7 separate regions of the Mus musculus genome follow, and all the other regions are linked to region 5. A link is a loop called in an ENCODE intact Hi-C map of the cell type or tissue named here. Cell type or tissue: heart. All regions are shown on one strand.

Region 1 (4,000 bases), 270 kb before region 5:
TCAGCCTTCTCTCAGTCTAGAACCTTCCTGATCTTCCTCCGAGCCTTGCTCTTTATGTGGGGGATCAAGGGCTTCGGGGTAGAGTCACTTCCTCTACACCTGAAAACAGATAAAGTTAGTAGACCTGTGTATATTATTAGGACTTCACAGCTGTGGCATTGATATGTTGCTTTTAATGTTCACATAAGGTACTTTTAATTTTTAAGCTACCTCTACTAGAACTGGGAATGGTAGTGCATGCCTTTAGTATTAGCATTAGAGATGATCTCAGAGTGTGAAGCCATCATAGTCTACATAGCTAGTCCCAGAACAACAGGGTTACACAGAGAAACCCTGTCTCAAAACAAAACAAAACAAAACAAAACAAAGACAAACCAATCAACAACAAACAGATTGTCCTATTCAAATGTTCTTTAAAAGGACCTTATTGAAGATCATGTTTTTAAAGAACATAGAGCAGTTAGAAATGGTTTTAAAGAATTGTTCTATCATTAAGTAGGCTTTATACAGTGTGGGACCCAGCCTGTGCTTTTAAGTCTCTGGCACGCAGATGTAGGATGTGACCTGAGACGTGCTGGAAGAACCGGAATAGAACCTCGTTGAAAGTTTGCAGGGCCCAGCACTGGAATCCAACAGATGATCCACTATTCCTTACCGTAGCAGGAGTGGCAGAGCGAACTGGTTCCTGAGAGATGAAGGGGCTGACGTCATCCTGACACGCAGTAGTTGCCAGTTTGCTCTTAAAGCAGGTAGAGGAATAGTTTTAAAAAGGAGCAGCGTCTTTTACAGATTGCTCCCTTTGGACTGTGGCTGTGGTTCTGAGGAGACTTCCCGCAGGAAACACGACCATCGTGAGCTCATGTGTATGCTCATGTGTATGCTCCAGATGCCTTGAGTGGTAGAGAATGGACAGGCTCTTGTCTGCACACGAGACAGTAGCAGATGTCCACTCATTGACGGCATCTAGAGCCTCTAGATTTTTATCCTTTGAGTAAGGTCATGCAAGGTCACAATATGGCTTCAGAATGTTTTGAGAGAAGTGGTTACAGAGCCGTCATTTGGGTCCTGGTTTTGACAGTTTGAGTGTGAATGCCTGGGCTAACAGGATGTCTGGGTGAGGCTTGAATCTCGTTTCTTTACTCCCCCTTCATAGTCCAGGCCTCGTGGATTACAGGCATCACCTAATGGCCACGCTGCCTCTGCCTCTACCACTTCCAGCCTAACACATCTTCCTAGTGAGAGCTTCTCACAGGTACTGGGACCCCAGGTCCCAGAGTTACCTCTGCGATCCAACAGAGTAGCCTTCCTCCCAGCTCCCATTCTGCTCCAGGCTTGCTGCTTTGCTGAGGCTGGTGTGGGCAGGCTACACCTACCTTTCCTAGGTTAGTCTTCCCTCTGAGATGTATGTGCCCTGCTTCTCTTTCTTCTAGTCTCTGAATGTTATCTCTAAAGAGAGCCTTCACAGACTGCCCTGCATGAAAGTGGAATCCCGTCCATCTCCTCTGTCTCATATTTGCTACGGTACCTAATGCTACCTGAAGTACTGCATGCAGTAGCTTATCACCTCCGTTAGCCTCAGCTGCACGAGGTTCACCAAGGTGCCTAACCAGTGCATGAGGTTATAGTATGTTCTCAAATACTTACCGAATGAATACTTGTGCTGTTGGCTTCACATACTGTGTCTCAAATGGAACACACTTGACATGGAAGTGGTACCACATACAGATGTGAACCAGCATCTGATTAAATTTAATTGGGCAAGCAATTCTAGACTACTGTGTGTTGTAATTAGTTGGATCATCCAACAGAGGGCAGTAGATGCAGGGCTATAATTGTGACTGACTTAAATCCTGTATTGACTTGAATCAAAAAGTTTAGTTTATTGTAGCCATTCTATAAGGCTGGAGTGGTCTTTAAGTGAGACCTAATGTCTGATCTTTAATTGCTATCTTATTAAAAAATGAAAAGTTACAATAGCACCCTATTAGGGAGAGACTGTTAAGGAATAATAATAATAATAATAGCACCCTAATAGGGAGAGACTGTTAAGGAAGTGTTTATACTTTTTAATACTAATATAGAATTAATAAATATATAAAATAATAAATAAATATATAATATATAATATGTTATATAATTATTTATATAAAATTATATAATATAATATAGAATTAATTAATTAATTATATAATATAATATAGAATTAATAATAAAAATAGTAATAATAAAATAATAATAAAAATAATAAAAAGTGTTTATAATTTTTAATACTAATATGGAATTAATTTATAATTAATTAATTTAATACTAATATAGAATTAATAAGAGGAGTCACTTACCTTTTACACATGAATAAATATAAAATTATACAGCGACCTGTCTGGGACAGATGATGGCTTTGATAAGGTTTAAATACCAGCATTGAGAAGCAGACCACCCTGACCAACTAACTGTTTGCAATTGACATCTGTTGGGACATTAATGGACATTAATGGAGTGTCACTCAGTTTATCAACCACCCTCCAGGGCAGACCCTGTGGTGGTCAACACAGTGGATTCCATGCTTTTTTGTGCTACTTTTGTTTGTTTTATTTTATTTTATTTTATTTTATTTTTGAGAGAGAGAGATAGAAAAACACAGATAAGTAGGGAGGTGAGGAGAATCTGGGAAGAGTTGAGTAAGGGGAAAGAATATCTTGAAAATACTTTGTATGCAACTTTTTAAATACCAGAAAACTAAAACCAAAACAACCTTTTTCTTCCCTCCAACATTGTATCTTAAACACAGTTTCAGTGTTTGGTTTGGTTTTGTTTGGTTCAGGTAGAAGGCCACATGAAAGAATGCCTGATACCTAATTGGGAGCTATTTTATCATTGAGAGGAGGGGCAACACCCTCAAACTTTTCCTGAATTTTGCAGCAGTCTGCCATGCACACAGTGATGGCAGTCTGTAACTGTGTCCAGCTTTAATCTGCAGTGTGCTCATTTCAGTGTGTTGAAGTTTTGAAGCACTTAAGCCCCTCCCCCACTTAATATTCAAATGTTTTAATTGTGCTTTGCAGGTTGCAGCACATCAGGTGCTTTCATTTTCTGTGAGAACAGAAACTTAGGCAGCTGACAGCTCGAGTTGCCTAGAATTAAACTTTGAATGTGTGCTGAAGCGAAAGCAGTCCCTAAGACGTACTGATATGTGTAGTGTTGCAGTAAGAACCCAAGGAGAGAGCAGCGTACTGTCAAAACACTTTTAATGATACTTAACAACAGGGTATGAAAAGGATGATTTACAGTTAAATAAAACGTTTCTGTCTGGCTCTTGGGCTTTTCTTTATGTCAATTACTACAGTTTGATTGTTTTTAAGAAGTCAGATAAATTCACTAAGTTGATACACAAGGAAATACATCCATCTTATATACTTTTGGTGGAGAGAAAAATGACAAGACACATTTAATTAAAACCAGCAAATATTACATCTTACCAGGAGTACTTATCAGTTGAGAAATAGGACAGTTTCCTCTTTAAAAAATAGACAATTCTAATACAGCTGTGCAATATATACATTTACGTCTCGGCTTCCTTTGCCAAAATCAAGTACAAACAATACAATCTATATATTTACACAATGGCTATGTCTTTATACTTTAAAGTAGTAAATATTGTACTTCCAACTTTCCCCCCATGTTTATCTTTTGCCTCTGGATGTTTTTCCTGCTGATGGCTCCGCCCTTCCTGAAAGTACATGAAGGGTGAGTCCCTTTTGTGTGTAGAGTTGTTCTCTGTGTGCATGGAGATAGATGAGGGAGCTCAGCTGAGAATCCTGCCTTCTGTTCAATGAAATCTTAGTGAGATTTTCACATGTCGGGTTCAGCTATGTATCAGGAATAATCACTGAGGTGACTAGAGTAAATTGGCCTAGTTGTCTTTATTCTTCACAGTTAAAGAGGCAAGTTTCACTGTCGTGTAAAAATAACACTGCTAACTAGAAAGGCATCTGCCCAGTTA
Region 2 (4,000 bases), 110 kb before region 5:
ACAACACTTGTCACTGCTGTCATAGTCACCGGATGCTATGACTCTGTTGTGGCATCCCTCTGCTGCTGTGGCATACTGGAACATTCTCGTCGTGAACCTAACCTGACATCACCTTTCAGCCAGCCCTTGCTTCACTGAAGTGGTATACCATGTTTGACAGGTATACCTGTTTGACAAGGGTTATAGGGAAAGTGGAGGCACTAGACTATGACAGGGCACTCTCTCGAGCTCCAAAGAGGGACCTGATATTTCCCCTGCCTGGATATACCACCTGAGCTATGTGGCAAAAACGTTGATTCTCTTGAGACCTGGTGCCAATCATCAGTTTCCAATACTTCTGGGAAAGTGGCTCACTTTAAGAAGAGCAAACTCTTCAGATGAGTACTTTACTCATGTATATCTAAATCTACGGAATTTTCCAGTGCATAATAATATGGAAACGATGGGAATGTGATTAGTATTTTCCATTTCAGTAAGAACCATAATCTGTCATGTCAAAAACAATGCTGTGAACTGCCTCAGTAACCCTATGACAATTTTTATTTTATTCTGATCCTCTGAGACTAAATGAATTCTCCCCCCTCCCCCAGTAGTACAGAACCCAGGGACGCAGGGATACAAACTGTATCCCATTCAGCTCCAGACAAAATGTTCAAATAGCCAATATAAGGCAAAGAGATCTTGTAACATTTGAAACTAGGCGATTTCTTTTGTCATTGGTCCTTGGACAGAGCGGACATGCTGACCTTGTACACATGGCTGCAGTCACCATCAGCAGCCTGCAGCCAGATGTGTCTGATGCTCATCAAATTCTATACAAGTCCTAACTCGTCAGTTCTCAGTTCTTAATAACCAAAGAGAAGGAGTGACTTCCCATGAGTGCACGCAACACTCGCACGTTGGAGAAAGGCAGCTGTAACACAGGATTTACTTGCCAACATGTAGAAGGAGTGCCTGATGCATTCGGATTCTCGAACGGTGAGGTTTCTTTGAATCCTCCTTTCCTGAGTTCCAGAAAAAAAGCTCCGTGATATCTGCCTCAGCGAATCAAGGGTGACACGGTACTGCAGATCTACAAAGAGGAAAGGAAAACTGATAGACACTCACCTGATCTACTGTGTTGAACTAGCGAGCAAAAGTTCGAGCAAGTGAATCAGTAGGAGATCCTACACAAAGAAGACCTACATTGCTACGATAAAGAGATAGAAGCTCTCATGGGCATAACCTCAAGGGAGTCTATAGAATGGCTCTCAGACTTGACCATGCACTGAACATTTACGTTATAATTATGTGTAATATATGTATGCACACACACACTCACATAGGCATACATGTGAACTCTGATTTATTAACTAAGTCTTCATTTACTCAATTTCTGTTTTAAATAATTTTTATAGTTTAGAGATACTGGAAAACTGCCTGGAATACTGATTGACTTCAAATAAATTTCAATAGAAAAGAAAATAAACAATGACCATTTTTTTTACCATCTTGTAGAAATGCGTCAATTAGATTATGACCAAAACACTAGGAAAGTCCATAAAATAAGCAAGCCACAGTAAAGAATGTGAGTGAGTCCTTTTTCTTTATAAGAGGACAACAAATCTCCTTTATGTGCTTTATTAAAAAATATAAAATAGTGTTGCATATGAAAGCCTAAGTCTTTATGGCTATCTCTGCATTTCATTTGCCTTTGAGTCAAAAGACTATCAGAGAGGCACAACCAGAGAAACTTAAGACAGTTTAATCTTAAAGATTAGTGAGTTTCCTTATTGCCTTTGTATTTTGTTTGTGGAGTAAACCACAATTCTGTAGCCAATGGCCCTCACAGTTTGACCCCAATGTATTTCAACATCAATGAAGACTGTCTTAGAAAGCTCAGAACACCAGGCAGAGGGGACACACAGGTTGACACAATACATCCAGCGTCCCCCCCCCCCCGCCTCCGCCACCAAACTATAACCCCCCATATGTGGCTAAAAATAGAAGTCTGATCTCAGTGGGAAAAGAACAATGGGATCAGGGCTGGGGCTGGGGAGGTGGTGGGGCAGGGAGGGGTATTTGTCATTTGAAATCATCAGGTCATCTATAATACCAGCCTTTCCCAGGAGGGGGCAGTAGAAGGGAAATGATTCTTTTTTAAATGCTATCTGTGAGTGTTTATAAACATATGGGGAAGCACAGGAAAACATGGAATTTTGAGGTCATTGTGTTCAGATATCTCTTTTCTGCTGCGGAGTTGACTAGGCTCCCACTATTGTTCCTCCTGGAGCAGGAGTGGTTTCAAGGGTGGACGCACTCACTGGGCAAATGTCATGAGCAGTTTATTATGCTTGGGAGAGGCCATCATCCTGGAGCCAATGAAGTCTCCGCTGCCCCAAAGTGCACGCGACAACCATAATGCTTACCAGCCTCGTAAACTGAGTCTTCTTTAGACTTCAATTTCACATGAAAACACATTGTAGCATTTATGCATACTGTTTCTTTGCCCTCCACACGGCAGTTTTTCTTTTGAATATTCACTTTGTTGGGTTCAAAATTCATGGTCACTTTAACTACAGCCACATCTCTGGCCCTGCAAACACATAAACAGTGAGATGACTCGCACATTGTTGCATTTAACTTGCTAGGGTAATGTGGGTGCATCAGAGGACACTCTGCTTTGTATATTATATGTGCTTTCACGACTATTGTTCTGCAATGATTGTTTGACTGAGAAAAGATTTTATCTCCTGTCCTCGGAGACCCCTGCTGTTTAGAGCCATCTCAGATGTTTAGTTCAAAGACAGAAGACTTTGTACCAAGTGGCCGGGTGTGAGCTCGGAATCAAAATGGTATTTGGGGGATCTGTGAGTTAGTTTCCAATGAGGAAATGGTTCAAAGGCATCTAGAAAACTAGTTGTCCCTCCAGCACCTCCCCCCCCCCCCCCCCGGCTTTCCCTAAAACTCTAACACTTCTCTGTTCTCTGTTCTGTGACACGGCCTTGCTTTTGTTTCTTGGGAGAAGAATGATGTTTGAAACACTGAGAGTGTGTGCTGTTTCACGTAACTTCCAAGTTACTTTAAAACTCCAGGAAGAAAACAGTCATGTTTTCAATTATGTACTGTCTCAAGTAGCATGATCAAACCTTTAATGTTCCCGTCGTCTGCCTAGGGTGTGAATCATCTACTGTCTGAAGTGTCCAGCTTTACAGTTTAATACAACATCATTGTTGTATTTATTTTTTTTTTTTACATTTCTGTTTTTTTTCCCCCACTCCTTGTGTGTACGCATATGCACGCAGAGAGCAGCGGTTGATGTTAGGATCTTCCTTCATCGATCTCAGTTGCTCTGTGTCTGAAGACAGTCTTTCTTTGGATGGAGAGGTCACTGATTCAGCTAGGCTGCTTGGCCTGTGAACAGAGGGCTTCTTGTTCGCCCACCTCTCCTGCCCCGGGTACCAGGTGCATGCTGTCATGCCTTCTTTAACGTGGGCGGTGTGACTGAGAATCCCTGAAAAGAAGCTGTACCTGCAGAGGCTGTCTGACTGACGGGAGCTGCTCTGGTGTGGAAAAGCTGCCAACCTACAAGTCCACAGCCCGATTACCTTAACTTGGCCTAGTTTTAGCTCAACTCTGCTACACAGCTCATGTTCTGTAACTAAAAGACAAAACCCTTTCAGGAATCTATTAACTAAGAAGTCCGGTAGCTTCAAGCCGACCTAAAAGCTAAGAATGTCCTCAGATGATATCTGAGGCCTACAGGGGAGACTCTCCACTTTGCTGTAATTGCCAGTCTGAGATACCTGGATTTATGACTTTGTTCTCTTACTGTAAAATTCCACAAAACTGCTTCCACATGGAAACCCACTCTGTTAGGGAAGAGTTAAATGACTTGAATTCCCAAGACTCATATTTGCTTCAAAATAAACCAAAATAAGTCTTTAACTCCTCTGAAGTGAGAGCTTTTTCTTTCGTTGACAGTGGAAGGAATCCACACTTGGGCCCTCATGTGGTGGTG
Region 3 (4,000 bases), 49 kb after region 5:
AAATGTGGGAGGTAAGTTTCAGGGGTTTCCTGAAAATTGTGAAGTTTGTTTACTTCCCTAACCTTATAAATCTCGCTTAGTTCCTGATTCTTAAAGAGTCAAACTTCTCTCCCTAGAATGGGATTTCTCAATCCAGATAAAATAGCTGCACAATATAGAGGTCTCCTTCGTAATTTAGGCTGCATCCTTACAGTTGTGCACAGTGGTATCTCAAGGTTTCCTGGTAAGATATATGATATCTTTATTTTATATTATCAGGCTTCAAGGCTCTTTGTAATCTTTGTGCAAGACTTGATGTTCTGTGGTCCATTTTCTCCTGGATATTTGTGTTTCTAAAACCTGTACATGTGTTTGGTGCTACCAAATTCTATTATCTGGGTTACAGTTGCATCCACTTCTGTGCAAGTTCCTTGGAGAGTTTGTTGTTGTTGTTGTTGCCTTTTATTTTAGCAGAGAATTCCCAGGGCACTATTCTAAGTTATTTGGTTCTATCCTTTTCAACTACATTTGAAGAAGCGTTTGATAGGCCTTGCCCTCCTTGCACCTTCCCTATGATTCCAGTGAAGAACCCAGACTTGTTAATAGAGCTACTTTCTGTTACTATTGCAGATGTTTTGGCAGCAAAAGTTGTCTATATCTTGAACTATTTTTGTTTTTTGTTTTTCTACGTGTCTTGTTTCTGTTTCTCACTGCAGACTCAGATGACAAAAGTGTACAGAAACCATGACACAGCTTGGATGTCTTAGATTTTCTTCACCAAAGATGTTAGTCCATTGATTTGAATTCATCTTCACTCAAGTTCTTAGGTCCTGGGAAGAATATAACTATATTCCTTGCCAGAACATAACACAAACCATCTCTAGACTATATCCCATTTGAATTCTTGTCTATAAGCAGTGTCTCTGTTGTTCATAAGTTTCTTGACTTGCTGATCTTCCAGAATGCCCTAAAACCTTTGCTATGGCACTTGGGGCTTTTCTAGTCTGTGATTCCTAACTACTTCACATTCCTTTTGTGAACTGGTATCAAAGGTTTATGAACCTTTATCCAATTTATCATAGCAACAGCTCCACTCCTTCACACTGGTTTTCTATATTAATTACCATATTTGATAACTGTGATCAAATACTTGACAAGAAGCAACTTAAGTGGGGAAGGGCTTGTTTTATCCTACATTCTAAGCAAGGATAGAATCCGTTGTCTTGGGACAGGCATGGCAGTCAGAATATGAGGTGTCTGGTAACATTGCACTCACAGTTACAAATCAGAGCGAGAACAGGAACGTGGTACTACACTAAGAAATGTCCCAACCCAATGTCCCCTTTCTCTATCAAGCGTCAATTAAAGGCCCATTTCCAGATTGGGACCGTGTGACCCAAACACTATTTTATAGGGGATAGATATTTCAACATTAAAACCACAATCACTAAATAGACTATTTCCTCTTTTGACTTGTTAAATTTATTGCTTATTCAGTATTTACAATAGCTGCTCTCATTATGACATTTTTCACAGAGTTTAGATCACTGGCATCCACATAAATGCCAAGTACAGCGAGGATATAGCTGTAAACCAGCACCAGGGAGGCAGAGGCAGGGAGATCCTTAGAAGTCACTGGCGAGCCAGCTCCCCTGAATCTGTGAGTTCCATGTCCTATGAAATGCTCTATTTAAAAAGCAAAACAACAACAACAACAAAAAAAAAAAGGCACAGAGTGACTGAAAATTTACCAAGCATCAACACCAGATGGCCACAGACACATAATCACATAATCACATGCACTTACATGCACACGCGCTCACACACATGGATACATGCACACACATGTATGTTACACTCACTCATACACATGCACACTCAAGGACTCATATTATTTTCTGATAATAAGCCTAGTAATGAGAATCAGACCTATCTGGTTATCAACCACTGAACTTTATGTATGTTAGAATATCAAATAAGCAACCAGTATTCTGAATTCACAAGCTCCACTCCGGGCACTCTAACTGAATGAAAAAAAAAATATCACCTTGAATATATTTTACTCTATTTCCCTTTCTTACTTGTTTGACATGGCTTTGCTCTGGTTTTAGCTTCTAAGAATGTGAATATTTGGCACATCTCCCAGTTACATTTGGCCTTTTGCAAGTTGAGTGTTCCTCAGAACTTCCTTCCTCTCCACCCATGCCAATTAATCCAGCAATAGTTTACTAAGTAATATGTCTGTAGTCTCCTATGTTTTGTTCAACAGCTACTTTTAGGGCATCTATGATAGCCAGACCCCATTCTATTCCCTGGAAATTATAGAAGTGAACAAGATGGTATTTCCTTTAATGAACCTTCTGGGGCTGGAGAGATGGCTCAGTGGTTCAGAGTACTGACCGCTCTTCTGGAGTTCTTGAGTTCAATTCCCAGAAACCACGTGGTGGCTCACAACCATCTGTAATGGGATCTGATGCCCTCTTCTGGTGTGTCTGAAGACAGTTACTATTGTATACTCATAAAAGTAAATAAACCTTTGAAGAACCTTCTGGTGTTGAGGTCTATAAAAAGTAAAACTTCAACTCTGTTGGCCTACTTATATATCACTTGCTTCCAGAATAATATCTCAACTATTTCAGTAACCTAAGATTCCCTTTTTATATTTAATTTTTGTTGTTGTTATTGTTGACATGTGTGTATGCATGTGAGACCTGTGGTGTATGAGTGTTAGAGTATGTATGCAAGTTCTATGTGTGCATGTGGAAATGCTTGTGAAGGTCAAAGGACAAACTTCCAGTGCTGGTCTTCAACTCTTCACTTGAGACCAGGTCTCTCTGAAACTGCATAGGTCAAGCTAGCTGGACTAGAGATATCCATCTAGTTGTCTGAAGCAGCCTATCACATCTTGGTGGGTAGCAATGGGATTTTAGATGTTGGGCTGGTTTATGGGTTCTGAGGATCTGAACCCAGGATGTCAGGATTCTGTGGCAAGTGCTTTTTAGCTATTAAGCTAAGCCTTCCCAGAAATTCTCTTGTTTTTAACCAAGTGAGACATTTAAAAGTTAAAAAGGCTGGAAGTTTCCTGTTAAACACCGGCAGTTTCTTCTTCCCTATCTAGCTCAGTTCCAGTTCCATGTCCAAGGGTGTGGTGTTCAACTTTTGCAGTTTTTCCCATTATCTCCTTAATATTTATAAATAATATTTTAAAGTAATATTTTGTTTCCATTACTGTTTATTATTAACTTTTAAATTATATACACTTATGAAATTCAGTATGCTATTATCATACAGATGTATAATATTCACAGATGGAAGCTAAATCCTTACTGTCAACTCTTGTCTGGTTCTTATCCTCCAGACATCACTAGCCTACTTTCAGTTCAACATTTTTTTAAGCTTCTTAAAAAAATGAAAGCCAACATGACAGCCTACAAGTGGTGCTTGCTCTTGCGTATCTAGCTTATTTTATTTAATGTAATATTTTATAGTTCCATCTGTTTTGCCACATTGCAGGATTTCTCATATATATGTTTGTTCATCTGTTGATGGTTACCTATATATCTTGATCAGTTATTTGAGTAGGACTAAAATAGATAGCTTGTTGGTATTCTTCTCGTTTCTTTTGGAGATATGCCCAGAAATAGAGTCTCTGGACCATACAGTAGGCTCACATTTAGTATGTTGAGGACCCTCCATTACATTCTTCATAATGACTGTACTAATTCACATCACTGCCAACAGTTCCCTTTTCTCCAGCTCTTTGATGTCATTTTTCTACAATTGTCATTCTGTAATACCACAGCACAGCATCTCCCTATAGTTCCACTTTGCATTTCTGTACTGCTAATACCATTTAACTCTTTTGCCATATAGCTGGAAACTTGTATTTCCTCTTTTGAGAACTATCTACTCAGATTATTACCATTGTTTTCTTGCTAAGTGTATTTAGTTCCATATATATTCTTGGTAATAGCCTTTTGTCAGATGAATTTTGGCAAATGTATTCCCATATTCTGCAGGG
Region 4 (4,000 bases), 120 kb after region 5:
TAAAAAAACTTTTTGAGATTATAATTACAACATGTCTCCTTTCCTTTTTCATCCCTTCAAACCTACCACACACCCCTTCCAGCTCTCTTCCGAATTCATGGCCTCTGTCTTCATTAATTCGTGATTGCATGTATACAAAATTCCTAAATATAATCTGCTCAATCCAAATCATGCTCCTTGTATGTATTGTTTCAGCGCTGACCATTTGGTATCAGATAACGGGTTGATGTGCTCTCTCTTAGATAAGACTATTTCTTTCTCCCCTAACATTCCTCAGTTGCCTGAAGTTCTTTGTGTAAGGTTCAGGATTTTCCCTGCCCAGTTTGGCATGTTCACTGCTACCGTTCTTGTTTGGCTCATGTTCCTGCAGTTATGCTAATGAGACTTTATGGGTGTAGCTTCTGGAATCCCTAGGAGACACTATCTCAACATTTTTAGTGAAAGTGGAATGAGATCATTTGTCTTCTAACTTCCATCTGTGGTGCTGTAAAGCAGGTTAAAGCTGCAAATATTTCTTGTATTGCTTTTATTTCTCCCTTAGGAATTTAAGACTTTCTCAAGACAAAAATAAAAATTAAGATGGTTGGAATCATTTTAACATTTGCTTACTGAATTCCAACTTTTCCCCTAAGCATAGGTGTTGAGATCTACTTATTCCTTCAGATACTTTCTTTTTTTCTTTTCTATTGTTGTGTATCAACCCTAGAAAACTCTGGGTTTCATTATGCTATATTCATTTTTTATATAAGATTCTTTGACTGTCTTCACATCTCTACATCTTCTGTCTTTATTTTCCTCCTCATTCTTGCTGTTTCTGGATCTCTTCCTATTTTTTCATGTCCTATGTTAATATCCTATTTTTAATGTGATGCTTGTTTTTCTGCAACAAACCTATTTTTTAAAACATGAATGTCTCCAATTTTATCCATTTTCCCATAACTGACATTGTTTCTTATCTGAAAAATATATGTTATGAGTTTTTAATCTATTTACCTGTTCATGAGTACTTGATCTGATTCTACCACTAGCCTGTAATAACCAATGCTGATGTTAACTTGATAAATTTATTATATGCTGACTTTGGTGCCTTTGGGTACTGATGTAGGAGAGATATCGTTAGAGCATATGGTACTTATATATTTTAAGAATTATTGTACTTATTCATGCAGTTACTACAAAATTCCTCATATTGAGGACATATTTTGGGTCATTACACTTTAGATTCAGTACTTTTTACTATTAACCTATTAAAAAGTATTAACTATCCTTCCTTTGCATTTTTTTCCACTAACAAAGGATTGACTTCCAATTTTACCCTCTTTGCTATCACTCTGTAATTATATAATTACACATAGGTATATCTTATGGCACTTCCCTTTATGTGTCTGTGTACTCCCCTAGTGTGACCTACATTTTCTCCTTTGTCTTTTATGGGGAGTCTAATGGGATATTTAGCATTTGTCAGAATGTAACATACTTGATACTAGGGTTCTGCCTGAAATTCTGGTGTAAAGAAAAGAAGGTATTTTTTTGGAGGGGGTGAGAAACGCCCTTGGCCCTGGCATTCTTCATAGACTTCTCCCCGAGTCTGGGCTGTCAGTCTCACTATCACAGAAGAAGGCTTATCTGTTTTCTCAGACTTCTGCTCTTAGGCAGACATACAAAGGAATGCCAGCAAGCATCCAGGGACGGGCTTCCTGAGACACGTTTATAGCTCGACTCTGAGAAGTCTCATCCGCAGCTATTAAGATTAGGCATCTTACTTTCTTTAAATATATTTCATTACTGCATTTTGAGTGCATCTACTAGTTAATAAAACAGAATACAATATTCTCTTCCTTTTTATGTTCACTTCGTAATCCAGCTACAAATCTTAATGATTTATTCACAATAATAAGAGCAGGGAATTATTGAGAAACTCATATTTACATATATGCATATGTATCACTTCAATCTCCAAAGATTTGAACAGTTTTAATATTAATTACTGTCATTAATTTATAAAAACAAAGCTTGTTTGGAAATTTATATACTTCTATACGCTAGTCCTTGATTATTGACTATAAATAAACATAAATTTGTGTATGATATTCTTTTATTAATTGTGATATTTTGGTTTGGGGATTTAGCAAATGAGGCAACTAAGAAAAGTCAAATATGGCTGTAATTTTAGTTCCACACATTCAGTGCCCCTCATTAACAAGAGAATATCTGATTCCCTTACCACCATTTTTGCCTTACATTTTAAAAGTTGTTTTTCCTAAGAAAAACACATATTTAATTTTATATTTTTCCTGTACTACAGCATGATCATATTTCCAACATGTTTCCTGAGTTGCTTAATAGGTTTTAGAAGGAGTTAAAATTAAGTCATTCTGCTACCTTGTGGCTACAACTTGAAATAACAAATAGTCTGTTTAAGATTTAAGACTTTAAGCTTGGCTGTTAAGATAAGAAAACAAAATCAATACCTGCAAGGAACACTTGATCTAAGTAGAATCCTCAGTCGTTATCAATTTTATCTTCCTTTCTACCCAGGGAGACACCGAGAAGATGCCACTTATGCTGTAGGGTGACTGGGGATGGATTTAGGGCAGATAGCAGAGATGTGACAGAGGAATTAATGATTCCTTAGAGACACTAAGGAATTGAAGTTCCTGGTAATTTTTCTCTCAGAAAGTCAGATTCTGGTAAATCAGAACAAATGTTTTCTTTCTTTCTTTCTTTCTTTCTTTCTTTCTTTCTTTCTTTCTTTCTTTCTTTCTTTCTTTCTTTCTTTCTTTCTTTCTTCCTTCCTTCCTTCCTTCCTTCCTCTCCCTCTCTCTCCCTCTCTCTCTCTCTCTCTCTCTCTCTCTCTCTCTCTCTCTTTCTTTCTTTCTTTTGGGTATTTATTTCATTTACATTTCCAATGCTATCCCAAAAGTCCCCCACACGCTTCCCCACCTTCTAATCGACGACACAATGCATCTACACATACGAAAAATCCTCTGTTCCTTTTCATTCAAGCTAAAGTTATATCAGCCTTTAGATTAGACCAGAGCCACAGTGTCATGAAGGTTTTCCAGGGTCGATTTTATTTTAGTTTTGGCAGAAAACCCTGTTAGAAAAGGAGAGGTAGGCTTCTTGAACTACAGCCTTCAGCATTTTCTGAGGCTGCTGTTCTTCTTACCCGAGTCCCTGCACTTTGAGTCTATTTACGGGTTAGCTTCCATGTTGAGTGTGAGAAACTAGAGGGATCATTTCCCTACCTCTACTCTTTCCCGGGCTGAATGGGACTTGAAAAGAGGAGGAAGCCGTTTCTCATTATTACTTAGATCTTAAGGCAACGACTCAGTCTTCATCTTGTGAAACAATTAGCTTGCATTTATAATCTTCATCACTTCCTTTAACTCTGCAACTTGATGTCTTGGTTGTGAGCCTTGACTTTAATAAATGATCCAGCTCTCGAGTCCAACTCTCCTAGCAAGACACTTTACGTCTTGGGTTGCCAAAGATGCCTTTATAGTTAAGAAAAAAATCTTTTATTTTGTGCAATATTAACAGCAAAGTGGATACTTCAAGCATTTATGCTTTTTTTTAGATGAAATGATCACCCTCCATTTCTTATATGATTGTATTTGATCAGTGTTGTTTATGTGGATGCTTTAATCATTGAACCTTTATTCACTGAAGTTCTTTATAATCTAATCTACAAAATAGACACACATCTGTTCAGTTCTACCACCACCTTTTAAAAAACATCTTTGTCTTTGCAAAGCCCTCTATTTCCTCTGGCAGATGCTGAAAGTATTAATGGTGGCCAAGAGGCTTCTGTCTCTTAATGAGTAGCAGGTGTGGTAAGAAAGCCTTATTATTTATCACTTCCTCAACAGGACACTGTTCTATGCTTGTAAGACATTTACGCTCTTCTCCATCAATGCTGTCTTTATTTCCTATGGAGTATCTCTGTGTCTAAAATGAATGTTACACTTCACACTAAACCTTGACATTCACCACCTCA
Region 5 (4,000 bases):
TACTTTAGAAAAACCTGCCGATCGGCCTCTTTTAACTCTCATCTTGGATTCAGCAAAGCATGTCATACCAATGTATATGTGAAACTGTAGCTTTCTCATCCCCACCCCTCCTTTTAGAGAATATGGAAGTTTCGTTTGCACACTGACTGAATGGTTGGTAAAATGGGGAGGAAAAAAAAAAAAGATACAGCTTGAGTAATTAGTAAACAATTCCGATTTTGCAAAACATCAAGATACAATCTCTGAAAGTTAGGGTTGGAAGGGACTCACAAGCCAAGCTTGCATCAAGGGTCAATGCAGGAGCCGGTAGGTTAAAACCACTCCTTGGCCTAGAATGCTGTTTAGAAGTCACCACTGTTTGGATTCCTGGGCATTTCCTGAAGAGTGGGAAATGTTGGGATGAAAGCCCGTAGCTCGTTAACTGCCCACACCACTTTACTATGACAGAGGATGGGCTTATTAAAACTCCATTTGGAAGTGAATGTAAGGGTTCTCAGTGCTTAGCCGTCCACTGCAGGGTTAACTGGCCCTATGTAATAGTCCAATGTGAAATTAACTAGTTAGGCACGCCAACAGTGAAAACAATCAGGCAATTGAATATCATGTCCTGTTAAAGAAAGCTACTAATTGAAGAACTAAAGAAGTGATAAACTGTGCTTAAATCCTTTCACTTGGACACCAGCTCAGTTTCCCTCCCCAACTGGTAACTACAATAAAGGCTGTGAGCTTAGCTACTGTTAGGGAAATCGGAAATGTCCCCACATTTCTCTCAGTTGAATAGAACACTGCAGTATCTTTTAAGAAGGTACTGCACCTTCTTAAGAAACGCATTTGTATTTGAAAGACAGCACTGCGACATTTGGGTGCTAAACATTCAATTTCAAAATGTTCCGCCTCTTAGGAGCTAACGTAGAAACGTCATATTGGGACAAGAAGTAGATTTGTCTGGCATGCCTGTCTTTCCTTGTTCTTTGGCAGAGAAGGTCCTAAGTATTAAAAAGGAAGAAAATGCTATCAAGTTCACTTCTGAGCAACCCTAGGGCAGGAACTTTGCACACTAATCAGACGCCTCCGGTTACTCTCTCCCTTGCAATAATTCAAATGCCTAAAACACAACGCACAACTTAAAAACAACTTTAATTAGAAATGCCAGATGTACTTGGAAAGTTCTCAGCACCTCCTCCCTCACGCGGGCGCTACCTTCAGTCCTTTGAACTGACAGCTGTACCTGAGGTCCCCTCTGGTTTGCCCTTCTGCTATGTGTGTCACCCCTCACCAAAGCCCCAAGCCCCACCAGAGATGCTCAGGAAAGCAGGGTCGCTCACCGGTGAGAAGCCAGATGCAGGCTACAGTGACCTCTAGGCTAGCAGGACGCCTGGGGACCATTGCTGGAGTGGCTGCTGGAACCAGCGACGTACTGGTTCGTGGGCAGGAGCTGGCAGGAACAGGCAGAAGCCAGGCGCCGGCGACTTGCGCTCTGGGTCACTCGGTGCGGTCTCCGCGGGTGTCCGGCAGCGGCCCCAGCGGCTGCAGCGCCCTGGAGCGGTGGAAGAGTAATTTCCTGTGTTTTGGTCGAATGCTGCTAAGCCCGCTCCACGCTTCTCAGATCCCAGATGGATTGCCACATCTCCCGCCCCTTTGCGCTCAAGTCTCTGAAATCTCACTGGCAGCCACCCAGGCTCTGTCCGAGACATGGACAAATAAAGCCAACTTCGCGGGACCGTGTTTAGGCTAAAGTCCACAGGCAGCAGCAAAGCAAACCTTAAAGGGACATCTGCCTTTCACTGAGAGGGCGATCTTGCTTCACGAACCAAATCCCAAAGGTGGTTGGAAGGCGGGGCTGGACATTCAGGAGGGTGTCGCCAGTCTAGTAGCCCCGCCTTCGCACCCCAGGACTTCTCCCGGATCTGGGTAGAAAGGGTACTTTCAAAGTGCCCGGGCTTTTACTCCTTGCTGGGAGGCTGCTTTCCTGTGTCCAGCTGCGCAGAATGGATCAGACTCGCAAGGAAGTTAGCCCTTTTATGCTAGCGGACTCAGGAACTTGGCCTTGGAGCCTTCTCGCCTCCAGGCATCCTGGCCACCGGCAAGCTTCTCGGAGGGCTTTCCTTTAAGTTACAGAGAGCTTGCCTCTTTTAGAAGACTCCTGATTAAAGGCAGTTGTAGATAAAGGGTTTTGATGGGGAAATCACAGTAAGACAGCCAGGAAAAAGGGAGAAACTAGACTGGGGGTGGGGAAGGAAGAGTTAGGGAAAGGGGGTGGGGAGGAAGGCAGTCTCCCTTGAAATGGAATGTGGACTATTTTGTCTAAGCTAAATTAGGATGTTTGAACGTTGAGAACTTGCTCTAATAGAAGCCAAGGTATTGTTTTAGGTTTTGTTTAGTTTTCTCCTTCTCCTTCTCCTTCTCCTTCTCCTTCTCCTTCTCCTTCTCCTTCTCCTTCTCCTTCTCCTTCTCCTTCTCCTTCTCCTTCTCCTTCTCCTTCTCCTTCTCCTTCTCCTTCTCCTTCTCCTTCTCCTTCTCCTTCTCCTTCTCCTTCTCCTCCTCCTCCTCCTCCTCCTCCTCCTCCTCCTCCTCCTCCTCCTCCTCCCCCTTCTCCTCCTTCTCCTCCTGGCTTCCTGTGCCTGGTCACTCATGATCCCTTCTAGCTTCAACAAATATGTGTCATTTTCAAGTGGCTTAGCACTTTTGAGAATTTCAAAGAAGAGGAAGGAATGGATGAGTGGGGTTTGTGGTTAGAGCCCCTTGCAGAAATCAGTCCAAGTTAGCAAATACTGGGACATCCCTGTCCAGAGCAGGACAAAGTAGGAGAAGGGTGCCACCCAAAGGAGGACCCACTGTCTAGACTACAAGGCAGGGAGCATAGATAGGGACTGGGAGTGGGGAGGGCTGAAGAAGCACACAGGTATCACTAAGTAAACTGCCAAATAGAGAAATACAGAAGCGACAAGGGGAAAGGACAAATGTTAAAGAAGTCTGGTGGCACACGCCTTTAATCCCTGCACTTGGGAGGCAGAGGCAGGCGGATTTCTGAGTTCGAGGCCAGCCTGGTCTACAAAGTGAGTTCAAGGACAGCCAGAGCTATAGAGCTATATAGAGAAACCCTGTCTCAAAAAAACAAGAAGAAGAAGGAGGAGGAGGAGGAGGAGGAAGGAGGAGGAGGAGGAGGAGGAGGAGGAGGAGGAGGAGGAGGAGGAGGAGGAGAAGGAGAAGGAGAAGGAGAAGGAGAAGGAGAAGAAGAAGAAGAAGAAGAAGAAGAAGAAGAAGAAGAAGAAGAAGAAGAAGAAGAAGAAGAAGAAGAAGAAGAAGAAGAAGAAGACGTCTGAATGTCAAGAATAGGGTGAGCTATTCGGGCGTGGTGGCATATGCCTGTTATCCCACCACTGGACAACCTGAGGAAGGAAGGCTTCAGATTCAAGAGGCGCTTGGGCCCCAGAGTGAGACCATGTCTCAAAATAGACAACACACACACACATGAGAGAGAGAGAGAGAGAGAGAGAGAGAGAGAGAGAGAGAGAGAGAGAACAAACAAAACGGTGAGGAGGACTCTGAGGTCACAGGGTACCTAACCGAATTACCACAACCATTAGTCCATTAGCAAAGAATTCCCTTTCTGTGGTGGTTTGAATATCCTTGGCCCACGGGAAGTGGCACTTTTAGGAGGTGTGGCCTTGCTGGAATAGGTGTGACCTTTTTGTAGGAAGTGTGTCACTGTATGTCACTGGTGGTGACCTTTGAGGTTTCTAAAGCCCCTTTCCCACTTAGCTCCCTCTGCCTTGTGATTGGGGCAGTTGAAAGCTCTCAGCTACTGCTCCAACATCACTCCTGCCTGCCTGCTGCATGAACCCTGCCTTTATGGGCAAGAACTCTAACCCACTGAAACTGTAAGCCTCAGTAAACCCATTCTTCTGTAAATCACATTGGTTCAGGTGTTTTATCACAGCAGTAGAAATATAACTAATACAGTTGATAATTCTGGTGAATAGTCTTAAAGAGAAACACA
Region 6 (4,000 bases), 86 kb after region 5:
AAACCCTTTGTCTGCCATCTTGCTGTTTGAGAGACTTGATTTGGTTGCTTATATGAATCTAAGCCTTCTGTGGTTACCTCCCACTTAACAGTCCACATGAGCACAGAGAGGAGAATGGTCAGAGTAAAGAACACATGGTGGAGCCAAATCCATCTTCGCTGCCTGCATTGTGAGCAACTAAATTTTTTCTTTAGCACATTTTTCTAAATCCTTGCAATGAGATGGTGACAGGTTGAAAATATTTCTCTTCCATAGAAATTGTAGAAAATAATTGACCAGAATGTTCCCTGAGAGGAGATGATTTTCCCTGAAATAGGAGATCCTAGTTGCATGGCACCTAACATTTGGCTGAGTTCTAAGAAGCCCTTGACCCACATTTAGTGTGATTCTGCCACTGAAAATGTATGTGACAAAAATACTTCTATATGTTATGCTCTGAAATGCTAGAGAGCGCGAATATTTGACAAACGCCAGACTTTATGATGAGAAGTTTTATATTAAACTTTCTTAAGGCTTATGAATTCGTGGTAAAAATCTAAATGTGAGAAAGTTGTATTTGCTCAAAAATGTTATAGCTCTATCTGGTTCTGTGGAGTGTGTTGCATATTTTTCTAGTATCTTATCTGTATTCCTTTGTACCTTGGCTGAAAGAAAAAAAATGTGGATTTTTTTCAACAGAAAAGAGGTGTATTTTTATCTTTTCTAGTGTATAATCAAATGGGAAGTATAAAATGAGGACAACATTTAAAACTAGCACCTGGCTTCTTATGTTGGGCTTGGCTACATAATCAGGCAATAATAATCTGAGCTATGCCTAGTATCAGAGCTTGTTCCATGGTGTGCTGTTGGGTGCAAAAGCATTGCTGTGGTTTTAGTCCAGGATACAGCATGGTGATTTAGTCCCACAGCATGGTGATTCCTGTGCATCCTAGGCTGCCAGCGCTGTTGCCTGAAAGGTCATCTCTTCCCTAACATGTCTTCCCAGATAGCTCCTTCCTCCAGAGCAGGGCAGTATGCCAGGAGCAACCTTGACCAGCAATGGCTACCCCTTCCTCTGATTGCACTAAGTTTGTGTTGCTCCACCTTTGTGATGGCTGATGATAAGAGTCTTCCGTCTTCCACAGGCACAGCTGAAATATCTGCTTAGTCAAGCAAGAGTACGAATAAATATACTTATGTGTTGGGTAGCAACTATGGATATGACCCATAGCCATACCATGTGATTAGCTTGAATAACATGTAGATTAGAACTTTTTTATTCTTAGCAAAACTCCTTACTGCATCGACCTTAGAAACTGTTCGCTCTCTGGGACACAATTCTGTTAGCTTCTTACAGCACTTTGAAAATACTACTATTAGAAAGTACAACCTTGCTGGGCAGTGGTGGCGCACGCCTTTAATCCCAGCACTTGGGAGGCAGAGACAGGCAGATTTTTCTGAGTTCAAGACCAGCCTCGTCTAGAGAGTGAGTTCCAGGACAGCCAGAGCTATACAGAGAAACCCTGTCTTGAATAAATAAATAAATAAATAAATAAATAAATAAATACCTCTTAGGGCTTTTTTTTTTTTAAGGAATCGAATCAGGCTTATTTGTCTTTTAGGAGGGGCTTGTGAACAATTCAGACCTCTAAAAACACAAACATGGAGCTAGAAATAACTGAAGGGAGGGAATTCTCATGGGGTTTCAGATACTTCCTGCTCTGGCTTGGCCATAAATAACATGAAAGAATCATGCCTCTGGTATTTGAGCATTTCCATGCTCAGCTGTGAAGATAATTGGAAGTGCAGAGGTGTGAGAAAAATGTCTTTTCCACAGTGACCATGAGCTGCCGTGACTCTCATTCATACCTGAATTTTGTTTCACTAAGAGCTTCCTGTTTAGATTCTGGTTTGTTGCTTTCTTGGTGCTAATGTATGGAGATTTAGCTTACTTTAGTTGGCACGAGTCGTGTATGAACACAGAGACAAGGTTCAGTCAAGCTTTGCTTGCTCCTTTGTATTAGTTTAAAAGAAAATAGCATACAAGGCAAAGTTTTGTAGCAGGATTCTCATAAATTCTTTGTTTTTATTGATTTTTTATGTTCCTGTGCCCTCCCATGTCCCTCTTTCCTGCCCTTTGGCTTTCTTCCTCCCCATCCCCATCCTCCAGTTGTCTCTCTTTGGCTTTCCAATTTTAATACGTGTTTATCATGTGATACTGATAGTCTACAGAATGCTGACAGTGGATTCACAAAACTCCCAGCTAGAGGAGCCTATGTATGTCACTGAATTCCACCATTATTACAGGTCTAACGTATGACTCTAAATTGGTGAATTCCTGGTTGTGATCCTAGTCTGGACAAGACTGACAGATCTTACATTCCAGTGAAGACTACTCTGCCTATAGCTGAGTTCCCATATGGCTCTATAATTAGAAACTGGACGTTCTAGTGACTAAATGAGCTTCTTTTGACCAAAGCATACTTTTGAGTTGATGTCCAAGTGCATGTGCTCTTAGTCTACATCACTGAGCTTGTATAAAAGCTATTCATAGCCATGAAAGGTACCTGGTACAGTGAGTTGTCACCATTAGAACCATCCTTTCTCTGTGTAGGCATTTTTCTGTCACCTAAGTTTTTATCCTACAGAGAGTGCTATGAAGGACACCTCTTTTAATTGTGCTGACAGAATTACCAGGTAAGATTTATGCTATTAAGGATAAGGCCACTTGTATCCAGTCATTTTATGCACTAAGGGCTAAGTGATATGTATGGTGAACTCAGCCAGACAGCGGAGAGCCCAGAGGAAAGCAGGTCTCTTATTTATCAGATAGCATGAGCCATCTTAGGAGGGAGGCTTTGTCCCTGAGAAATCTTTATATCAAAAATTAAATATCTGCCTTCCCACATTCCTTCTGTATTGCTTTTCCTTTCATTGAAAATAGATTTATTCATTTTTTTTCACAAAATATATCCTGAGTACAGTTTCTCTCTCTTTATTCCTCTTAGTTCCTCCCACTTCCCCTCCAGTGCAGATCTATCCCTTAGTGCCTCTCCTTAGAAAACAAATAGGCTTCTAAGGGATAATAATAAAATAAGGTAAAATAAAATAAAATATAACAAAAGAAGGAAAAGACACAAGAAGCACAGACCCATTCAAGATTCCCATAAGAACACTAAAAAGGAAGATCATATCCTCTAATCATTTACAAAAGAAAACCAGCCAAATATTTTTTCAAAAATATCCTCTGGGACTGTTGCCTACATAAAACATCATTGGTGGTATTTATGTGGGAGAAAGACCTTTTCTTTCCTTTATCCCTAGCAGAAAGGAGTTCATTTGCAAACTCTGAACAAAAACAAATGCCTTTGGGGCAAGAAGAGCTGAAGGAAGTTATGTCAATAACACATTCTTTTGTTGTTTTCAATATGCCCTTAAAAAATTCACTTTAGAACTCCCAAAGACTAAACCACCAACCAAAGAGTATACATGGAGGGACCCATGGCTCCAGCCTCATATGTAGCAGAGGACGGCTTTATCTGGAATCAATGAGAGGGGAGGCCATTGGTCTTGTGAAATCCCATTGCCCCAGTGTATCGGGAATGCTAGGGTGGAAAGGCAGGAGTGGGAACACCCTCATAGAAGCAGGAGGGAGGGGGATGGGATAGGAGGTTTTCGGAGGGGAGATTGTACAAGGATAAGATTTGAAATGTATATAAATAAAATAACCAATAAAATTTATTTTAGTTTATTCTGTGGTAGCTTAATTCAGAAAAGTCCCATTGATTTTGATCGGTGCCTCTCTCTCCACCTTAATTTCGCTCAGCACCTTGTTATGCCTTAAACTGTCTTGTGGCTCACCATTTATCATTATTATCCTTGCATTTCTAGAGCTGAGCTGTCTGATACAATGTGTCACGTATATCTGTGAATGCCTCACGCTATAGTTGCCAGGGCCTTTCTAAATAGAGTATTAACCTATAATTATAGGAGATCAAATGTGTAGATAGAAACAGGGCTC
Region 7 (4,000 bases), 98 kb before region 5:
AAGCCTGGGCATTGCTTGGGGGAGGAAAACTTGTAGAAAAGGTATTTCTTCCTTGCACATGGTCAACATACCTGTGAATAATGAGCACTGAAGCCGGTCTGAGACATCTCCATTTCAAACGAAGCTGCTGACTGGTCAGCTGTAGCTGTACATAGTGTAAAGATATCACAGTAAGTGACTAGCCAGGTTTTTTTTAGGCTGTCATTGACCTGCCGGAACCCGGAGACTTGCCAAGCAGAACTATGGGACACATCAGAGAATTCTCAGCCATGCACTTCTCAAGCAAAACTCCTGGGCATGGCTGAGCATAAGACCAGTTAGTGAAGGGGACCTTTTCTCCCATTCTGACACATTGGCCTCCTGTCCTTGCTAAGGGAATGTTGATCTACTTGCTTGCAAGGAGTTTATTCGGTCTTAAAAATAAGTTTAAAATAACATATTATTTTAGCAAGTCAGCCTGACCATCAGTTCCATGCTGTAGCTACCTATGATTCCATGGTTCTTTGGAAAACAGAATTACTACAGTAGAAATTAACTGTCTTGCTTACTTGACCTGGGAACCCCATCAGAGCTAAATTTGATACCTTATAGACTGAAGAATCCTTCGCTCATGTATTGAAAGAGATTCTCAACTCAATAGTCCCACCTACAAACATCGGGGGCCCTGCATCCTTTCAAGGTACATGGTGTGATGATAGCCTTAAGGATTCCAGCTCACGTTGGTTCTAATGCTGTATGTGGGGCTCCTTCAGCTCAGTAGGTGACTTTCTCACATAGCCCCAGTTTGAGTCCCATCTGAATCTATACTTTTTAAAGGAACATCATATTTTTAACACCCCCCCACCCCAGTTTTGAAGCTCATGGCTGAAATACAGACAAGGAGGAACATTGATTGGAGCTGCAGGCTGCAGTCTTCTCAAAATATTTACAGACCCGAAGCCACAGCTTCCTGGGGGAACTGAGCGAATGTTGATCTACTTGCTTCCAGGGAGTGACTAGTCTATTTGGTCTTAAAAATAAGTTAAAAAAAAAAAAACATAATTTTTTTTTGGCAAAGCCAGCCTGTCAATTGTGTCAATTGAAGCATGAAAATCATTAGATTTGTGAAATTAAACAGCCTTACTATTTATTTACTGCGTATAAAGAATGTAGCTGTAGTTGAGCTTTTATAGGGCTAGAATCAAATGTGGCAATCAATCAGGAATCTGAATGTATCATTTCAATCTCTCATACAAATGTCCCTTTAAATGACTACGATGCATTTTTACCTTAAAGTTTGGTTTTGATACCTAATGATTCAAGCTATGTCCTTGCTTGTTTTTACAGGACTGATGGCAAAAAACAGAGTAGTATATATCAGCATGCCATCCCCCTCCCCCGACCCCCACCCCCACCCTCCCACCCCCCACTCCCCCACCCCTCCACCCCAGGCCGGTGCTGTGCTTTCAGTTGAGGACAGAGAAAGGAGCTACATAGCTTTCCCCAAGGTTTAAGCCAAGTTTCTTACTTTCAACCCTGACAGACAGGGTCATGGGGAGTAAAACACCCACTTTGACCCTGTTTTCAGTTAGGAGTGCGAGCCTTTCCCCCCACCCCGGAAGTCTATAAAACAGGGAAATCCATACCATTCCCTGACCTATGTAGTCCATGCCTGAGCATGCTTGACTCACTAGGTGGCATTGTGCCTCACAAGGCAGACTTTCCTAACTGCAGCTATTTACCATGTGACAAAAATAGTGACAGGAAATGGAGATTTCCCAAACAAGTTGGGGAAAAGCCTTTTCCGATCTCATTATGAAAAGAGTAAGGGCAAATGTACTCTATGTACCGCCATTTGCTGTTTGGTGCCAGCCCCAGGGAGGCTGGAGTGGCGGACCAAAGCCAGCAGATCCTTGCCTTGCAAACAAAAACAGAAACAGCAGACAACCCAGGTGGCTTTTAGCCTTGATAGTGCAGCATTAAGATGCAAAAAGGTATTTTAATCTTTGGAGAGTTTTATAGAATGATATCATATTTAGATACAGAGATGTCTTGAAGCATTTGAACATTTTATTAAGGAACTTTAATAGGGCTTTAGTTAGGTTAGAAAAAAATCTTAAAATGTCATTTCAGGCAAAATAAACTATGTCCCCTACAGTGTGACTACATCCAGCCAATTATAGGTTATTTTTGCTTCCTTACTTAGAGAATATTAAGAAATGATACTTACTGTATTTGACTAGTGTAAGTAATTACAGAAAATCCAACTCATACAAGTAACATTATACAGACCAAACAGCTTATATTTAAAAATCTTATGATGTATATGTGCACACACACGTGCACGTGCACACACACACACATTTAATAACAATTAATGAAAAAGGAGCATGAATTTGAAGGATAGCAGGGAGGGTTACATGAGAGGACCCTGAGGGCAGAAAGAAAAGGAGGAACCCTAATTATAGTCTCAAAAATGTCTAAAGGAAATATAGGGACAAAGAACGGGGCAGAGACTGAAGGAAAGGTCATCCAGAGAATGCCCTACCTAGGGATCCATCCCACATGCAGACACCAAACCCAGACACTATTGCTGATGCCAAGAAGTGCTTGCTGACTGGAGCCTAATATAGCTGTCTCCTGAGAGTCTCTGCCAGAGCCTGACCAATACAGATGTGGATGCTCACAGGCAACCATCAGACGGAGCATGGCATGCCCAATGGAGGAGTTAGGGGAAGGGCTGAAGGAGCTGAAGAGGTTTGCAACCCATAGAAAGAACAACAATATCAACCAATTAGACCCACCAGAGCACTCAGCAACTAAATCACCAACCAAAGAGTACACATGGAGGGACCCATGGCTCAAGCCGCATGTGTAGCAGAGGATGGCCTTATCTGGCATCAATGGGAGGAGAGGCCATGGCCCTTTGACAGCTTGATGCCCCAGTGTAGGAGAATGCTAGGGTGGTGAAGTGGGAGTGCGTGGGTGGGTGGGTGGGTGGGGGGAGCACCCTCATAGAAACAGGGGGAGGGGTATGGGGTAGGGGGCTTGTGGAGGACAAACTGGGAAAGGTGATAATATTTGAAATGTAAATAAATAAAATATGCAAAAAAAAAACCTTTATAGATTCTTTCTTGGCCTGTGTTATTAAAAGTTAAAAGGGCACAATGATTTGGAAGACCGTCCATATTAAATCTAGGCAAACATGGTTGCTAAATAGCATCCCAATGGCTATTGAAAGACTAAAGCCGTGTGACAGAGATGTGTGCTGAGAACGCAGGACAGCTGAGCCATTCAGACACTGCTATGACTTTAGAGTGATAAGGACTCAAGTGTTCTGTCTCTGGAGGCATTGCAGAGAAAAGGGGGCTGGAGAGCCTGGGCTCACATTCCTTATCACCCCACAAACAAACCAAGCTCACTGTGACTCAGACTTGAAAGGGCGAGTGAAGCACTTTCACTGAAAGAAAATCGAAAAAGCAGGAAGAGATGAGAACTGCACAGTGCACTGTATATAACAGCACTGTCATGAGTCGTACTGAGATGGCTTTCTTTTTATAGGCATGTACATGTGTGCGCTTGGTTGCAAAGCAAAATGTTAGTTAGCATGGGCTACTCAAGAAATACTGAAACCTCAAGTTTTCATCACTTTCTTGAACTGGAGATATAGTGAAGTTGTAGAGCAGTTGTCTGGCATATATAAAGATCTGGGTTCAGTCCTCACCACACACACACACACACACACACACACACACACACACACACACACACGCATGCATGCACGCACGCACGCACGCACGCACGCACACATGCACACACATGCATATGCATATACACAAGTATTTTTCTCTATATTTTTCTTGTTCACTGAAACTCAACATAGCCTACCCTTTTAAAAGTCAAGTCTCATCCCCATATTCTCTTTCATTTGTTATTAAAAGGCTCTGCTGGGAAATTTGAAAGAGAGCCTTTAACAGCTACAGAAGTGACACTTTGATAGTGCCCTCTTGTAGATAGTCAG

What was found. A loop is a pair of places that touch in the nucleus more often than their neighbours do. Peaks named below come from ENCODE experiments on the same cell type or tissue, not always from the same donor. Only the 100,000 strongest peaks of a DNase experiment are listed, where the experiment ranks them.
Region 1: it touches region 5 in a loop (4-fold over the local background); 8 of 42 quality-filtered maps call a loop at or near these places.
Region 2: a loop joins it to region 5, with 3 times the contacts of the local background. A loop is called at or near these places in 11 of 42 quality-filtered maps.
Region 3: it touches region 5 in a loop (2.3-fold over the local background); 3 of 42 quality-filtered maps call a loop at or near these places.
Region 4: it touches region 5 in a loop (3-fold over the local background); 9 of 42 quality-filtered maps call a loop at or near these places.
Region 6: it touches region 5 in a loop (4-fold over the local background); 3 of 42 quality-filtered maps call a loop at or near these places.
Region 7: a loop joins it to region 5, with 2.4 times the contacts of the local background. A loop is called at or near these places in 5 of 42 quality-filtered maps.

The regions. Positions count from the first base shown.
Region 1 is chr13:114,829,853-114,833,852 of GRCm38, forward strand. Itga2 (integrin alpha 2) reads right to left here. Exons shown (of 30, transcript NM_008396.3): 30 at 3,229-4,000. Among named protein-coding and RNA genes, the nearest start is that of Mocs2, 14 kb to the left of the region's middle. In heart, a CTCF peak has its summit at 1,812 (motif pointing right); no DNase peak of the experiment used is centred here.
Region 2 is chr13:114,985,195-114,989,194 of GRCm38, forward strand. Itga1 (integrin alpha 1) reads right to left here. Exons shown (of 29, transcript NM_001033228.3): 16 at 2,409-2,575; 17 at 936-1,072. Among named protein-coding and RNA genes, the nearest start is that of Itga2, 55 kb to the left of the region's middle. In heart, a CTCF peak has its summit at 2,126 (motif pointing right); a DNase peak (open chromatin) is centred at 2,267; H3K27ac peaks cover 408 bases.
Region 3 is chr13:115,148,686-115,152,685 of GRCm38, forward strand. No RefSeq gene overlaps it. Among named protein-coding and RNA genes, the nearest start is that of Gm25985, 35 kb to the left of the region's middle. In heart, a CTCF peak has its summit at 2,484 (motif pointing left); no DNase peak of the experiment used is centred here.
Region 4 is chr13:115,217,526-115,221,525 of GRCm38, forward strand. No RefSeq gene overlaps it. Among named protein-coding and RNA genes, the nearest start is that of Gm25985, 100 kb to the left of the region's middle. In heart, a CTCF peak has its summit at 2,386 (motif pointing left); no DNase peak of the experiment used is centred here.
Region 5 is chr13:115,100,146-115,104,145 of GRCm38, forward strand. Itga1 (integrin alpha 1) reads right to left here and starts at 1,819. Exons shown (of 29, transcript NM_001033228.3): 1 at 1,326-1,819. The coding sequence starts at 1,386. In heart, CTCF peaks have their summits at 1,535 and 2,817; a DNase peak (open chromatin) is centred at 1,756; H3K4me3 peaks cover 2,432 bases; H3K27ac peaks cover 2,245 bases.
Region 6 is chr13:115,186,543-115,190,542 of GRCm38, forward strand. No RefSeq gene overlaps it. Among named protein-coding and RNA genes, the nearest start is that of Gm25985, 72 kb to the left of the region's middle. In heart, no CTCF peak of the experiment used is centred here; no DNase peak of the experiment used is centred here; H3K27ac peaks cover 298 bases.
Region 7 is chr13:115,002,179-115,006,178 of GRCm38, forward strand. It overlaps Itga1 (integrin alpha 1), which reads right to left. Exons shown (of 29, transcript NM_001033228.3): 10 at 72-145. Among named protein-coding and RNA genes, the nearest start is that of Itga2, 72 kb to the left of the region's middle. In heart, a CTCF peak has its summit at 1,664; no DNase peak of the experiment used is centred here; H3K27ac peaks cover 2,800 bases.